Regions from separate parts of the Mus musculus genome. Here region 1 is linked to region 2. Evidence: chromatin loops called from intact Hi-C (ENCODE). Cell type or tissue: gastrocnemius. All regions are shown on one strand. Links, peaks and the distances in the headings refer to the core of each region. The heading gives the core; the rest is flanking DNA.

Evidence for each region. Hi-C counts contacts between places; a loop is a spot of excess contacts. Peaks named below come from ENCODE experiments on the same cell type or tissue, not always from the same donor. Only the 100,000 strongest peaks of a DNase experiment are listed, where the experiment ranks them.
Region 1: a loop joins it to region 2, with 7 times the contacts of the local background. A loop is called at or near these places in 24 of 42 quality-filtered maps.

The regions. Positions count from the first base shown.
Region 1 is chr13:73,900,614-73,908,943 of GRCm38, forward strand. No RefSeq gene overlaps it. Among named protein-coding and RNA genes, the nearest start is that of Trip13, 33 kb to the right of the region's middle. In gastrocnemius, for the core only: a CTCF peak has its summit at 7,298 (motif pointing left); a DNase peak (open chromatin) is centred at 7,276.
Region 2 is chr13:73,835,050-73,843,379 of GRCm38, forward strand. All of the region lies in intron 3 of Nkd2 (naked cuticle 2), which reads right to left. Among named protein-coding and RNA genes, the nearest start is that of Gm30303, 8.4 kb to the right of the region's middle. In gastrocnemius, for the core only: no CTCF peak of the experiment used is centred there; DNase peaks (open chromatin) are centred at 848, 1,721 and 4,168.

The sequences.
Region 1 (8,330 bases), core at 281-8,280, 66 kb after region 2:
TAGATGGTCCATCCTTTTGTCTCAGCTCCAAACTTTGTCTCTGTAACTCCTTCCATGGGTGATTGTTTCCAAGGAATTGACTTTCTGTTGGCACTCATATGGCTCGGACTTTCCTGGGCACAGAAGACCTGAGTTCCGGTCAACCAAGGTCAAGAATCACTCCACTGGCAACACACTATAGCCAGTGTTGGAGGCAGGGTTCTCTCAGCCAGCCAGGGACTGGGGAGGATGGATAAATGGTAACCATTGTTCTGCCATTGTCTGATCATCACTGTTGATGCTTAGATCTGACTGGGATGGAGATAACAAGCTGAGCAGGTACAGACAAGGCCTCAGCCACAGAGCCTGGAGGATCCCATACATATGCAGGCACCATGCACAAACGCTAGAGGTGCTCAGCAATGAAGGCACATGCGTGTAACATCCTGACAGGCTATCCTTATACTTCTGAGGAGGGGGAATGTGGCTGAAATACTCCAGACTCAAGATGCAGGGCCAACCTGAGTATGGTGATAGTACTATCTCACATCTAACACCTCACTACAAACCTAGATACAGACACATGAGGAGGCCCAAGAGACTGATTTATGCTGAGTCCATCAGAAAAGAAAACGAATCCAGGTCATGGTTCATCACTGTACTCAGCTGCTCTCCCAGAGAGACTCTTTAGTCTCTGTTATAGTCCCTCATTGTTCACTGCTGTGTCTGATATCATATCCTGTGATTATCAAGTAAAATCTTTTTTGGGGGGAGTGTGGATTTCGACACAGGGTTTCTCTGAATAGCCCTGGCTGTCCTGGAACTCACTTTGTAGACCAGGCTGGCCTCGAACTCAGGAATCTGCCTGCCTCTGCTAATCTGAGTGCTGGGATTAAAGGCGTGCACCACCACACCCAGCTCATAAAATCTTTTGAAATGTAGTATTTTAACAGTTCACTAGCTTCTACCAATGTCATCATTGCTTAAAGCTCAGAATGTCATCAGATAACATGTGAGACCTCTAGCAGACTTCCTTTGCTAACCTGTCCAACCTGATGTTTCCAGAAACATAACAATTCTGTAAGCATAAAAATTTGGTGAAACTGGTGATACATGGGTTTATTTGGGGGTAAGCAATCTGAATTCATGTTCTTGGGTTATGATTATTCCTGTGTGGCTCAAGAATGAACTCTTATTCCCATTCAGGTAAAAGTTGTCATCACATATTGGTGATCTGCTTTAAAAGAGAACAGAGTTGAGCCATGTGCTTTGCTGATGTTCAGTTTCTAAAGTTCACACCCTGTCCTCAAGACCCAAGTCCAGTTGGTGTAAAACTGTTTGGTGATGGCTTGCCATTTTAATTCTGAGGAGCAGCCTCTCTTGAAGGGGATCAGGCAGCCTTCTATCTCCTTTCATGATAACACCATGTGAAGGAGTTAAGACCATGCACCCCAAAGGGACTGCTCTTGATGTGGACTTTGGTGAGCTCACAGTGTTCAGAAGCGGCAGGTGCAATCGCCTCATTTCTCTTCTGGATGGTCCCATTTTAAGGAGTAGGAGGTGAAATTCTGTGGGAGGGAATGCCAAAACCAGAGGCAAGATTCTTTTTTTTTTTTTTTAAATCAACAAGGACTAACTCACTCTGTTAATATTACTGTCCTTCACTGGGTGTGGTGGCGCACGCCTTTAATCCCAGCACTTGGGAGGCAGAGGCAGGCAGATTTCTGAGTTTGAGGCCAGCCTGCTCTACAGAATGAGTTCCAGGACAGCCAGGGCTATACAGAGAATCCCGAAAACCAACCAACCAACCAACCAAACAAACAAACAAAAAACCCCACCAACAACAAAAAACAAACAAACAACAAAAAAAAAGATCACTGACCTTCTTTTAGCCTCTCTCAAACCTCCTCCTGGCCTGATTTGGCACATGGGTGCCATCAGGGCTCCAGTTCCTTCCGAAGTTTCCTGTGCTTCGGGAGACTTTAATGAAAAAACTTGTGTTTGACCTGGTCATTTTCCTTTTGTCACCCGAGGCTGTGTGTAGGTAAGTGCACGTGTAGTTGAATGAGTTAGTGTTATTCCCTCCCAGACACAGAAGACACGAGATGTTCACACTCATGAGATCTACTTCCACTCATAGTCTTAAAGTGAGCATCCATCTCTAGACACCGCTGACATTAGCCAGCACGCTCTCCAGCCCCAGACAAAGCTTCTTCTAGGCTAGGAGTTCTCAACCTTCCTGATGCTACGGCCCTTTAATACAGTTCTTCATGTGGTGGTGACCCCTACTCACAAAATTATTTTTGTTACTACTTCATAGCCATGATTTTGCTACTGTTATGAATAGCAATGCAAATATCTGATATGCGAGGTATCTGAATATGTGACACCTGTGAAATGGTCCTTTAACCTCCAAAAGGGTTGTGACCCCCCCAGGTTAGAACTACTGCTCTAAGCCTAGGGATATGAATTCTGCAGTTCATAGGTAGCTATTAGCAGAATAAAAATGGAAAATATCCCAGAGGAGGTTGATTGTTTAAACACATTTTAAAAAATGAACAAATCAATGTAAACTAACATTAAATACATTAGAAGGACTCACTAGCAGCCGAATCCATTTTAGGCGGTTTCTGTCCTACAGAAAGCCAGCTGCCACTCTGGCTCCCTAGTAGATGAGTACTTGTCTTTGCAGATGGAAAGAGTACGCGCAGCAGCCAGAAGGAAGGGGAGGGAAGAGTACTCTGGGGCAGAAGCTAGGTCTGCTGCCAACATGCAGAGTAGAATACAGCCCAGCCAAGGTATGGGATACATGCCATACATGGGGTGACTGGAAAAGCTCAAAGTCAATAGTAGCACCTGCTATACTCACCATGGGATGTACAGTCCTGATTCTGCCCTCTCCTCTGGGTGGCCAATGGGAACTCCTTCAGAGGCCTGTTTTCTAGTCAGAGTCAGCAGAGAACTGTAAGAGGTTTGTATCAGATCCTAGGGATGTGAACGTCGGGGCTATGGAACACCCTGAAAACCAGGTTCTGTAATCACATCTCACGTAAGGCTAAAGGAAATATCAGTGTAATCTGCATGCCAAACTGTCCTTGGTGATGAATGAAGAGAATGTGGGGACATCAGTGCCCAGCTATGCAGCTGTTAGAGGAAGGGAAACCGGAGTGAGGAAGGCAAGGTGTCACTGGGGAACACCTGGCTACCAGAAATGGGAGCAAGAAGCAAGGTGTGGTGGCACAGGCCTGTAATCCCAGCACTCAGGAAGTAGAAGCAAACACTGAGTTTAAGGCCAGTCTGGGCTACATACTAAGTTCCAAGGCAGTCACAGGTACATAAGAATCTCCTGTCTCAAAACAAACAAACAAACAAACAAACAAACAAACAAACAAGGGAAAAATAAGAGGAATGAATGAATTGTGCTGTGCCTTGGAGAAGCTAGGAGCACTGTGATTCCCCTGAAGCCAAGAAAAAGACAGAAACAAACACCTTTCGACCTAGCAACGGTTCCTAAATGTTTGAGAAATATGGTAGATGGAGGACCTTCCTCAGGCTTTGGTAGGCTCTTTCACAATTCAGGATGGAAGCTCAACCATGGGCATTTCTGGTCTCCTAATGGCCCAGCTGTGTGGATTAGACAAGTCCCTTAAGAGCTAGTGATGTCCCTGACCAGCTGGTGTGAATTTTGGACACCTGAGTGGGATGTAAGTAACAGACAGGGAAAGGTCAGGATATTGGCATACAAAACTTTATTTCTTAATAATTCTATTTAGTGCTTTCCATCATGAGAAAATATTGTTGAGTTTAGGAGGAAAAACAACAAACAAACAAACAAACAAACAAACAATGAGCGAATGTTAACAAGCTTTGGGAATGTAAGGTACCCACACAAAACACTGAAGTGTTGAACACTTTTCAAGTTTTTATTGGCCATTTAGATTTCTTCTTTCAAGAACTGTCTATTCCATTTGTCTTTTGATTGTATGACTTGTCTTTGAGGCTTAGTATTTGCTGGTGTGTTTGTGCGCTTGTTTTTGTGTGCCTGTGTGTGTATACATAAGACACAAGGCTTGCCCTATGCTCATTTGCACCAAACTGACAGAGGCAAATTTAACCCACCAGGATGATACTTTGTCTAGAGGGAAACCCGTGCAGATAGATGCTCTTGTGCACTAGCGCTGGGACTGCTGAGTCGTCACTCTGGGGACAGCTTGGGATTGTCTAGAAAAGCTATTGTGATTACAGTTAAGGAGTTGGAGAAAACAGGGAGATAATGGAAGTCAAACCTTACTAAGAAAGAACAAAATAGAACATTAGAACTAATATATTCATAGTTATTTTAAATTTAATATTGCTAAAGTTTTATATATATATATATATATATATATATATATATATATATATATATATAAAATTAGCAATAATAAAAGCTCACTACACAGCTTTACATTTAGCCACATGGAAGACAAGCTTGGTAAACTTGGCAGCAGAAAAATAGCAACAAGTGAGTGATGCCTTGAGAGAAAAGGATGGATCTTGAAACCTCAAAGCCCCCCATACGTTTCCTCCAACAAGGCCCCACCTACTGTACAAAACCACACCTCCTATTTTTTATAATCCTTTTAAACAGTTTCCCTCTCTAGTGACTAAGCATTCAAATATATGCACCTAGGGGGAATATATAACCATAAACCATTTTTGTCTTATCACCCGAGTTATCCTTTATGACTAGATAATTCTATTGCCTGAATTAAAACTTAGAATTCACACTTAGACAAAACCTGCTATATCATATGGGTTGCCTTCATGATGAAACCTTTCTTTCTTTCTAATCAAAGCTCTCAATTGTCTCCTTTTAATTGGGGGAGTTATCATTTTTAATGAATAACCATTCTTCACTTGAGTCATAACCAATGAACAGAAAACATCATATCATCACCATTGATGACTAAAAGCCTTTCTTAGACACCCAAATCATTGCTTATGACTAGAACTCTTTCTCCCCTCATCTGAATTTGTTTTTCAACTAAAACTGTCCTCTTCAGCCATCTTCATGACCGAAGAATTTTCATATTCCTTTTTTTTTTTTTTTTTTTTTTTTTGGGTTTCGAGACAGGGTCTCTCTGTGTAGCCCTGGCTGTCCTGGAACTCACTCTGTAGACCAGGCTGGCCTCGAACTCAGAAATCCGCTGGCTTCAAACTCAGAAATCCGACTGCCTCTGCCTCCCAAGTGCTGGGATTAAAGGCTTGCGCCACCACGGCCTGGTTGAATTTTCATATTCTTATCATCCAGACAACTTATTAGTCACTTAATTATTGTATTGCTGTAGAGACACCATGACCAAGGCACTCTTATAAAAAACAAAACAAAACAAAACAAAAAAACCCCACTTAACTGGAGAGACTTGCTTATATTTTCAGAGGCTTAGTCCCATGTAGGCAGGTACTGAAATAGTAGCTCAGAGCTATATCCTGATCCATAGGAAGAGAGAGAGAGAGAGAAAGAAAGACAGAGAAAGAGAGACAGACAGACAGAACGAGAACACATGTGCCTAGGCCTGGTGGTATGGACGTCTGAAACCTCAAAACTCACCCCCAATGACATACTTCCTCCAACAAGTCCACACTTCATAATCTTTACAACCCTTTCATAGTTCTGATGGGGACGATTCTTATTTCAAACCACCACAGTGGGTTTGTTGTACCATGAACAATGAGGACCTTCATTTGATTTGAGAGTCTTGTGTTCTCTGCTAGCAACTAGTCTAAAATCAGAAACTTCACAACTCCATAGCCTCCAGCAGGGATCAGAGGCCCAAAACTCCACTAATAAGTACTCTATTGGGCCAAAGGAGACGAACTCACCATTGTCCCTGCTGAGAGGTGGTACTCTGGTCCAAGAAGAGACCAGGCGAGTATTAAAACTTCTCCTGATACAGCGGGTGAGATGTATTGGCCATACATGTGCTTATTTAGATGAGGGGACTGGTTGTTGTAACTGAGCTGGAAGAAATGTTGCGGGAAGTTCACAAGGGCCCATGAGGGAAAAGAAGCAGACGAGTCTGTGGCCAGCTATCAACAGATCAAGACGGCTGAGCTTTCCTCTAAGAGACAGCACACTCAACACCTTACGGAACCCAAGAACTCTCATGTTTGCCTAGATATCTGAGGCTGTTAAAGTGTCCCACCCCCAACACAAGAAACGGGGTTCATCTCACCACAACTCCAGAGGGATTTGGGGTCCTTGTCCTACACTACTATGCTCCTGATCTACAGGTCAAATCTTACCTGGCTGAATGGTAACCATGATCAGTTCTGGCTTTCAAGGAGAACCCATACTGTTTCCTGAGTCAGTAGACTCCTGAGGCCACTTTACTACCCACCCCATTAGGACAGGAAAAGAAGGCAGGGGGCTCCACAGGTGTTTCAGATCTACCGATCCTTCTCTACTGACCATTACAGGCTCCTCAAAGGCAGACAGACCCCTTTCCCATTTTGATGGGACACTAGATTCTGTGTGGAGGCTACAAAGTGATAGAGGGTATTCACTGCCTGTGCAACATAATGAGAGCCAGGAGCATTGTGTGAAGAAAATCGTGGGCAGTAACGTTCCAGAGGTCCTTGGTTGGGTCAGGCTTTTGGCTGTCAGGACCACAGCTACTCCACACTTGAAAGATTATGCCTGTCAAGCAGGGCCAGAGAATGCCCACAACAGCTTGCAAAGAGCTAAGGGTGGATCGTGGGTGGGATCCAAGTCTCCGGGCAGCCTACCTTCTTTGTTTCCTTGGCAGGACTCCCTGTTCTTCTATAGCTATTTCTTCCAAATAGAAATACTTTCTACTCGGGGGAAGAAGAACATTCACAAGGATGCTCAGGCAACTAAGAAGAGTCTCAAATTCATTACTGAGTTTATAGAAACAACAAGTAATTGCTAGTGGGAAGACTCTTTAGTGGAGCTTCCTGCAAATTGCTCAAGAAACTCCGGTGATAACAGTTTTCATAAGTTTCCAGCCATAATGGAGTGGGGCTTTATTTTTCTGCAAGTTATTCCCCAAAACACTGACTTCCAAAGTTGTATTTAGGTGAAATAATTTCTTTGGTTTGTCATCAGTACCCTGAGATAAAAGCCACTTCTTTGTATCCCCCAGGAAAAGTTTCACAACGTATAGATGACCATACACACCCTTGCACCAAACACACAGGACCAGGAGGAAAGGGCTGCAGCTGACAGAGGGCTGAGGAAAACTCCACTGACAATGCTCACCACTTCCTCCCTGATCCTGTCCTTATTTGCAGGATGATATTACCCTCTGCTGGTCTGAGAGGGAACTGTCACATCAAGATTGTCAGTCTCTAGTTCCCCAGAGGGGCTCTTCCCCATCTGTGTCTTTCTATCTCTTGTCTTTGCCTCTTCTGTCTGGGTACCTTCTATTCCATACTCTCACATCCTAACCTCTCTCTTTCTCCTTAGTTCCCAATCTCTTTTTACCTGAACACTTAGATACTGGATATCTTAGTGGTAGGATGGTCCTTGCCCACTCTAGCTCCAAATCGTGGAGTATGGAGCAACCCTACCTCACTCTTTCCTGACCTTTGTGCCTTTAGACCCTAGTCATTATCTCAGGTAGTCCACAGGGCTAGGGTACATCAGGGCTGGTTAGAGTGGGAAATAGAGGGGCCAGTACCAAGCCAACACAGGGATGAGGTCCCAGCCACACACATAAGAAATGATATGTCCCTCCATGCATTATTTTCATTTGCACAGGATAGCTCCAGTATCTGTACAGGTCACAACTGTTAACCTGCAGTCATTAGTATCTGCGCATCAGCACAGGTATTCCTCGGACTCATTTGCACGAAATTTCCTTGTTGGGCCTATGTTAGAGCTAGTTCTTATGGACCTATCCTGAGGGCAAGGAAGAACAGCTCAGGAGTCCCCTACCTCTGCTGGGCTGCTGTCCTGGTTCTGAGGTATTAACCTTAGAATGGCCACCAGGGTTAGGATGCCTGGACATCAGTGAAAGCATAGAGGCAAAGGAGAGCCTTGAGAGGAACTTAATTTACAAGGTACCAGGATCTATAGGCTATACCGAGAGGTTAAGTTACAGGAAGCATAATGGGATGTGGGCCTGGCCCAAGTTACCTCCCCAGAGACTTAACAGACTCAATGATAATTAATACTAAGGAAAAAGAGGAACCAACTGCAGGTTGGCACCCTACTCCCCAGCCCACAACTCTGTCCACCTCTTGGAAGGCCTGCTCCCACCTGGAACACCAGGTGAGAAATCCATGCCCCAATATCCTGCCTGCTGGGACCCCAGCAAGCCTAGCAGCTGTGAGGTCTGCCCCCG
Region 2 (8,330 bases), core at 128-8,127:
TGTACTCACTGTACATGCAAACACACACGTGTATGTGCACAAACATGCACACACACGTGGACATACACACAGACACATGTGAACATGCACACACGCACACATGTACAAACGTGTGCATGCACACACATGTGGACATGCATGCGCAAATACACATGAAAATGTATGCAAACACATGCCTACACATGTACACACATGTACATGTGTGTGCACACATACACAAATATATTACACGTAGAAACACACACACATGCTCACATTCATGTACATACTCACACACATACTCATGCATGCATACATACATACATGTGTTTGTTCAGAGACAATAATCATAAGCCATGCTGACTACTTCTCTTGTTTTCACTCTTGGCACACTGAAGTTTCTTTGGTTTAGTCCTCCGTGCTCCAGTCATTTTGCAACTGGTCTACACCTTGATCTTTTACCAGTCATGCCTGACACTACGATTGTCTTTCACAAAAAATGATGATCAAAGCTGACCAACCTTCCCCGATGGTGACTATTCACAGTTTCTATTCACAGTTCACGGGCCACAGAGGTTGCAAATTAACAAAATGGAATCTAAACTCAGGTCTCCCAGACTCAGGTCTCTCTGCCTCTTGCTAGGATGAAGGTGGACTCCTATTCAGGAAACTGGCCATCGTTGTTCCCTTCCATTCCCATTAAAGCTTTATTTTTCTTATTTCAAAGGCAGATTAATTCCAAAGCTGGGAGAGAAGGCGACTCAACCCTAAGTTGCTGTTTTTGTTTTACTTTAGAAGGTACTGTGTGATGTGGCGTTCTTACCAGAGATAAGCAGGCTAAGAACTTGGCGCCAGGCCCCTGGGGAGCTCACAACTCAGAAAAAGCAATAAATGCTGTTCATTTTTTGTTAAGTGCTCTCCATAGAGCTCTGTGGAAATATACCCTTACTGGCTCTGCTGCCTGGCTGGGCTGTGAAGATCAAAGACAGCCTCATAGCTACCCTATCTGGCAGCAGCTGCATGAAGTCCTTAAAGGGAAAAGAAAAAGAGCCAAGCCTATATCCTTCAAACACACTGTAAGGAAATGTAGTGGGGTCCCAGTGACAAACGTGCAATGCAGCTCTTAACAAATAATAAATATCGTTTCAGAAATGGTACCAGCTCCAGGAAGCTGGAAGCTGCACAGCTGCAAGGAGAGCTGAAGGGAAGTAAGCCCAGGGTCAGCCAGACACAGAAGGGAACCTGGACATAGCAGGGCTCCTGGGAAATGAATGGGGTCCAAGGGACTGCATTCTGACTGCCAGGGCTGGCCAGGGAGAGGTGAAAGCCCTGAGCTGGCTACTTTACCCACTAAGGCTCTGGTCCTCTGCATGGGCAGATATGGTAACCCGTGCTTCCCTCAATGCTTCCCAAGGACTCTTCCATACAGACAGAAGAACACATGTTCTTTCTGTTCCATGCTAACCTCTGCCCTGTACTCTGTGTGTCACAAACACAAGGAACCCCAAGTCCAAGTCCAAGTCCAAAGAAACTTCGGGGAAGCTTCCCCTCCCACAGATGAGCTAATGCCTCCTCTGACGGGATGCGGATATACAAAGCAAAGCCAGTGGCCAGCTACTGCTGCCTTGCCATGCCTGGTAGGGATGGGGTCCTTAGGGCCACCACTTCAGTGGTCTTCCCACAGAGGGTATGCCTCCTAAGGTCATCAGATGCCATCGGCTCCTCATCCCAAGCATGCCCAGTCACAACCGACTCCAGCAGAGCTGGCTACTGATCAAAACACAGCCGGAGGGACCAAGGATAAAGTGCCAATAGGCAATTTTCCCAGAGTTAACACCAGCTATGTTTTCAAGAAAGCCCAAATCATTACAAGTCTGAAGTAAAGATAAAGTTATCCCACATCCCTGCTCCTCAGCCATGGAGTGGGTCTCAGAATCCCCATAAGGCCAGCAACAGGGGAGGAGGGGGCTGAGGGGGGGGGCAAGACAAATGATGACCCTCCCCAGGGGCTTCCTGTACCCTTCCAGCTGTCATGCCTGTCCCAGACAGTAAGTAGCCTTCTAGAGCCACAGAAGGGTTGGTATACATGTCTTTGTTTACTGTAGCTCCTAGGAGGCAGGTGCAGGTCACTGTTAGTTCTCTGTATACATTTCTCCTCCTCCTGGAATGTGTGCTGTTTACTCCTGCCCAGGGGCCTTTCACTGTGATGTCTGGACAACCCCCCCTTCGCCAATGCTGCCTCTCCTGATATCCACACCAGGGCAGTCCCCTGACCATCCTCTGGCTCACTCTCGGAACCGTTCAGGAACCCTTGTCTGGCTCCTCCTTCAGCCTAGGAATAGGTGAGATAGTGAGCAGGCAGGCAACCTTGGAGCAGAATAGCAACCAGTGCGGGAGGGTGAGTGGGGGGGGTGGGGGGGTGTCAGGAGTTTATGAAGATTAGAGTCCGGTCTCCAGGACTCAATACAGCGTGACTCAGTAAACTGCCAAATCTGTTGTACCGTAGTCATCTCCTTTAGAAAGAGATTTTGGGACAGGATTGGAGAGGCCATAAGCAACCCTGCAGGAGAAGCTCGGGCACATAGGGTCTGTATCTAGCTGAGCACTCACCTTACTCCTAAGACCTTTCCTCTTTGACCTTTTATCTTTTCTCTTCAGAGGCACCCGGACATGGCCTTTCTCACCGGACTTGGGGTACTCTTTGCTTTTATTCCAATACTTCCCCACTTCCACTCCAGTCTACACAGGTTGGGCTGCTAGATGGTGCCCACTGCAGCGAGTTGGTGCTCTGTTAGTTCTGGTACTTTCTCCCTGGGGCCTCACTCTGTCATTTTAGACTCTGCACTCCACTAGGGTTCACCCGGGTTCACCAACTTCTCCTCCCACTGCTCACTCGCCAGTGATCCTTGCGGCCTTTGGGAACCCACTCCTTCCTGTAACACACCTCTGAAGCACGTGGAACCCTTACCCAGCTTTCCAAGGAATCCATCAAAGTACAATGCAGTTCTCTTTCCTCTACCCATCTTTCTCGAAACAACGTCACCTTCAGACTAAAGCTGGCTCTCCCAAACCCTGGGATAATATGCTCCAGGTCTCTCAGCATGGGTGAGGCTCACCTAAAGTTGATGGGAGAGGAAGGTAGCTAACAGCCTCATCTAGACTTTCCACCTAATACGTCACTATAGGAGTCGGAGGGCTAACCTTGCCAGCAAGGGGGGTTGTGGGTGACCAGAGAGAGCAGCAGGCACATCTATACAGGGTATGATAAGAACAGGCCAAGTTCAGAGACACCTCACTCATTTGGGAGACCTGTGGGCTGGACACCCTGAACTGGGTGAGATATGTAGGGGATTCTGAGCATCCCCAGGAGGGCAAGGACCAGGGTTGGATGGAACTTCAGAGACCAAACGCCAGTCCAGCTAAGGCACCCAGTCAGCTATGGGAAAGGAGGGCTAAGTGGGCAGAGGACATTGAACAGGATACGAAGACAACAGTTTTGGGTGAGCAGCCAAGACTCCCTGATCAAGAGCACAAACTGAGGAAGGGTAAGGAAACCTGTGAGACCCCACTGAACAGGGTGAGCCCAGCTGTACTCTCAATCTCTCTGGGAGAACAGGAGGTTCCTGTAGTGGAGACTGTGTGCCAGGTCCTTGGGGGCAGGAAGAAAGAGGTACTGTCTCATGCCATTTCTGAGCAGGTTCTTCTTCAGAGCCGGGCTGAGGACAGACTTTTAAATCAAGAGATATAAATAAAACGTATCCCTTCACTGAATAAATATATCAGCCCTGGGCCTCCGCATCACAGGCATAAGAGAAGCCAGGATGGCCTTGATACTCCCGCACACAAGGACAAGCAGCACCTAGGATTCTGGTGACAAAGAGCACTTCCTAGCACACAGAACATCCTTTACAGAGCTCTAGACACCGACCAACCAGGATGCCTAGTGCTATATTAAAATAATCTCCCTCTGAATTTCTGTATTAAAACATTACATGCTTTTTTAGCTTCTCTGATTTCAGGGCTCAAAACTCGCTAGGGCTAGCTGAGAAGATTCTGAAGTAAAAGAAATCCTCCCTTCTGGCTGCCAGGCTTCATTGCCATCAGCCCATTCCAGCTGTGCGTGGCAAACAGGATCGAACAGACCCAATTTGTTCAATGCTGGCATGAAGAGCTGCCAGACGGACGCTGCCAAATCTCCCATCAACGTGAAAGCTGATTACAGCAAACACCAGCCCAGCAGTAGGTGCAGCTTGCTGTGAGGCAGGTTAGGGGGCAGAGAGGGTTTTTGATCACTAACAGGCTTATCTGTAAGTAGCGGCTCCAGCAAACCAGTCTTGCCCAAGCCGGTGCTGTGCTTTGCCCGGAATGGTCCTAGCATCCAACCATGTCTACCGACTACATGAGAGATCAAGCGCACAAACAGTACCCCACTGGGACTAGACAACTCTGTGTAGCGGAAGGGCATATCCCATCTGACAGGTCATAGCTGTTCCTGGTGAGGTAGCCAGCACATGGGATAATCACTCTCACCTCTCACAGCCTAGGGCAATGTGGTCCTCCTTAAAAGAAGCCAGTCCATGTCCTAGGCCAGGCTTCAATGTTCCCTGGCACCAACCTCAGTTAACAAAACAGTACAGCCTAAGGATGATCACCCTCCCCCCACACCCCCGTACCTCAATCACCACTGGGTGGCCCAAGTGGAGCCACTTGCTCTGACCCATGCTGGGTCACAGTGGGCAGAGAGCACACGTGTTTTGACAGCCCAAGGATAACCACAGAAAGCCAATCAAGCAAAGGGCTGGGAAGGGAGTGGGGTGTGTGTGTGTGTGAATAACCTTTCCATATGTCACCTCAAGTATGAGGAGCCTAACTTGAGCCACATGTTCCAATGACCCCTGTAGCCACCCCAGAGCCCAAGTTTCTCCTGCATCTATGGCCACCTGGGCCCCACCTGGCTCTGCTTGTCAGCATGTCTACCAACTACCTGATAGATCAAGGACATCAACAGTGCCCCAACGGGGACCAGACGACTCTGTGTAGTGCGAGGGCCTATCCCATTCTTTCACACTAGTTCTATTTCAGTTTTTCACATGAACCAGGGCAGATTCTGGAAACCTGACCCACAGGCTTGCTCTCTGTACCCTTCAGGGATCCTTCAGCCCATGGGTAAAGTTGACACAAAACCTCACAAGACATAGAACTGATTTCTCAGAAGTACTTGAATGGGAAGAATAGGGATCTCTTGGGTTCAGGTCCCTCCCTCTTGTAAGAAGAAAAGTCTACCAGGAGGCTATAAAGGGGAGGCGGACACATCAGTAACGCACCCATGTGACCCTCCAGGCACAACTGTACTGGGTGTTTTCCTGTTTGTCAGGGTCTTAGGCCTTACTCTGGTCACTGGTTGCAGGCTCTGTTTTGGTGTCTCAGAGCAGAGCTTTTGTATAGATGAACTCAATGGCATGGGGGCATGGACCATTCAGTGTTGTCCACAGTACAAGCAGCCCACAAGAGCACTCACAACAGCTCAATGGACAGACAAGACTATTATGTAATGCTAACCTTACTCTCAGTAGTATAGCATATACAAGGTGAGCTTGCTTCCTCATGAACAACTCTTTCCTGTGATTCTCAGAGCCATAGCTCTGTAGGGCTTCCCCACCAACCAGTTAGGGAGAGCAGCCTCCATGAGCTGCTGTGCATCCGCTTCTCCAGGTTCCTGGGGTGACACAGGCAACATTCTGGGAATTCCTCTTACCTGTAGGGAGAAGTGGTCTATGTCCATAGGGCTTAGCTTTCCTAAGTACAAGGCTGGCCACTGTGTATGTTAATCACATGTGGGTGGTCCTACTGTGTGTTGGCCCTGACTCCCTGGGCCTGGCCAGGATGAAGCACAGGGGACCGCCTCTGCCAAGCTCCTGCTTCCCATTCTAGACCCTTATATCTATCTCCTCACGCCTCCTGATAGAACCATGAGAAATATGTGGTCTCAAGGCCACAGGAAACAAGCTAAGTTGAACTTCAGAGACATGTGGAGCAGGCTTCAAGGCCTGGACACATGGCTAAGCCATAGCATCGTGGCTAGGGCCAGATTGCTGCCTCCTGACCACAGGAGGAAAAAAGAGTCATGTTTTCACTGGAACTGGCATGTGTTTTCACTGGAACTGGCATGTGGTTCCCAATGCTAGCTCTGACCAGGACTTCAACAAACTCTGTGCAGATGACCAGTGGGTATCCCCCGACCTCACTACTGACGCTTGAGACTGGAGACACAGTTCTGTCCTCTTCTTCCTTCTTTTTCTCTTCTCTTCTCTTCTCTTCTCTTCTCTTCTCTTCTCTTCTCTTCTCTTCTCTTCTCTTCTCTTCTCTTCTCTTCTTTTCTTTCCCTCCCTTCCTTCCTTCCTTCCTTCCTTCCTTCCTTCCTTCCTTCCTTCCTTCCTTCAGCTGTCCTGGAACTCACTCTGTAGACCAGACTGGCCTCGAACTCAGAAATCCGCCTGCCTCTGCCTCCCAAGTGCTGGGATTAAAGGCATGCGCCACCACCTCCAGCCCTTTTCTTTCTTTCTAAAGATTTATTTATTTATTTATTTATTTATTTATTTATTTATTTTATGTATGTGAGTGCTCTATCTGCTTGTACACCTGTGTCTAGAAGAGGGCATTAGATCCCATTACAGATGGTTGTGAGCCATCATGTGGTTGCTGGGGATTGAACTCAGGACCTTTGGAAGAGCAGCCAATCCTCTTAATCACTTCTTGCTTACCAAGACACAGAAACCACCAATCCCTGTCCCCAGACTCCAGAGCAAGTGTCAAGAGATACAGAGCAAGTAGGCCTGTCCCTAATGCTGGGGAAGAACTGGGTCTGGACATGTCACCTGCATTATCTAGCTCTGGACAAGCTATAGCAATTGGGAAGTTGCTTCATGTGCAGCCTGCTCTTGCACATGAAGCTGGACCACAGTGCTAGAACAGAATGCTCATGAGGCCAGGCCATTCCCTGTGTATGGTTGAAACCATGGTTCCTGGCCATGCCATTGACTGGCTTCTGGATAGCCTTGCCCCCAAGCTCACCTCAGACCCCTCCCTCCTCACCAGGGCTCCAGGTTGAATAGGCCTTCTGGTCAAAAGTGGTAATCCCAGGTTAACTCTTGGACTGCCTCAAAAAACCAAGGTGGGTAGCTTCTGAGGAACAATGACCAAGGTTGACCTCTGGCCTCCACATACATGTGCATACATGTTGCATATATATGCACATGCACATGCACATGCACATACACATGCACATACATAAAGCACAACCTTTTCATATATAAATTACTCAGCCACAAGCAAAACTGTAGGAAGTAACCTGAGTTCTAGAGAGGTGGCACCACTTGCCACAGTGGTCAATCTGCTGACAGGTCAGGGTGAAGCCACTTTCCCACTTTTATTAGTATTTCTAGAAAGCCAAGATTTTAGCTCCTTCAGCACCAAAATAAGCGGCTGTGACTTGAAGCTATTTTAGAAATCCAGACAAGACAAGTTACCCAGTATAAGCCTTAGTCCTAGCTGTCTATGAAACCTCTACCCCCACTCCCCAAATCCAGGTGGCACCTTGAGGCAAAACACCCCACATTCTGAGAGTCTTGACCTATGCTTTTCAGATGCAGAGGTGAACAATATGCACATCTGCACATGCCCATTCCCTCTGTGCCCTCCAGAGAGCACTTGCTAATCTTCTTGGGAACCTCTCAAAGAACTTGAATCCCAGGGGAACACTACTCCAGTGGCCAATGACCTTCATGCAGAGAGGCTGTGCTAGCCAACACTACTGTAGACATCAGGAATCTGCCCCTCCAGTCTCTGTGGTCACAGCCCTAATCATGGCCTCATATGGTCAGCCTCCCAGAGCTCCTGTCATCAGACACCAGAGAACCAGGCAATGAGCAAAGGCAGAGCCCAACCATGCACTGTCCCTCAGTGGCAGAGTACATCACAGCAGTTTCAGGGCCTCCAAGTACCAGACTGGGTCAGACATTGACTGCATGGCACCTGGCTAGTGCTTGAGGTGACCTCAACACCTTCTGCAACACAGGGATAGCCCCGTGGCCTGTGCCTCCTTTCTCTCCTCTATTTAGCCCTATCCATCTCTTCAGAGGTAACCTTCAGCCATGTGCCTAAAAACACTGATACCAGCCCCTTGAGGTTTAGTTCTCAGGCCAATTTTGCCTCACCTCTCCTAGAGGCATTTCCTGCAAATCAGCCAGGTGGTTCCTGAGACCTCGGCTAATTCAAATCCCTTTGGGTGAGAACCACTCAGCTTATCACACATTTGTGGGGTTCAATGAGACACCTGCAAATTCAGAAGCAAA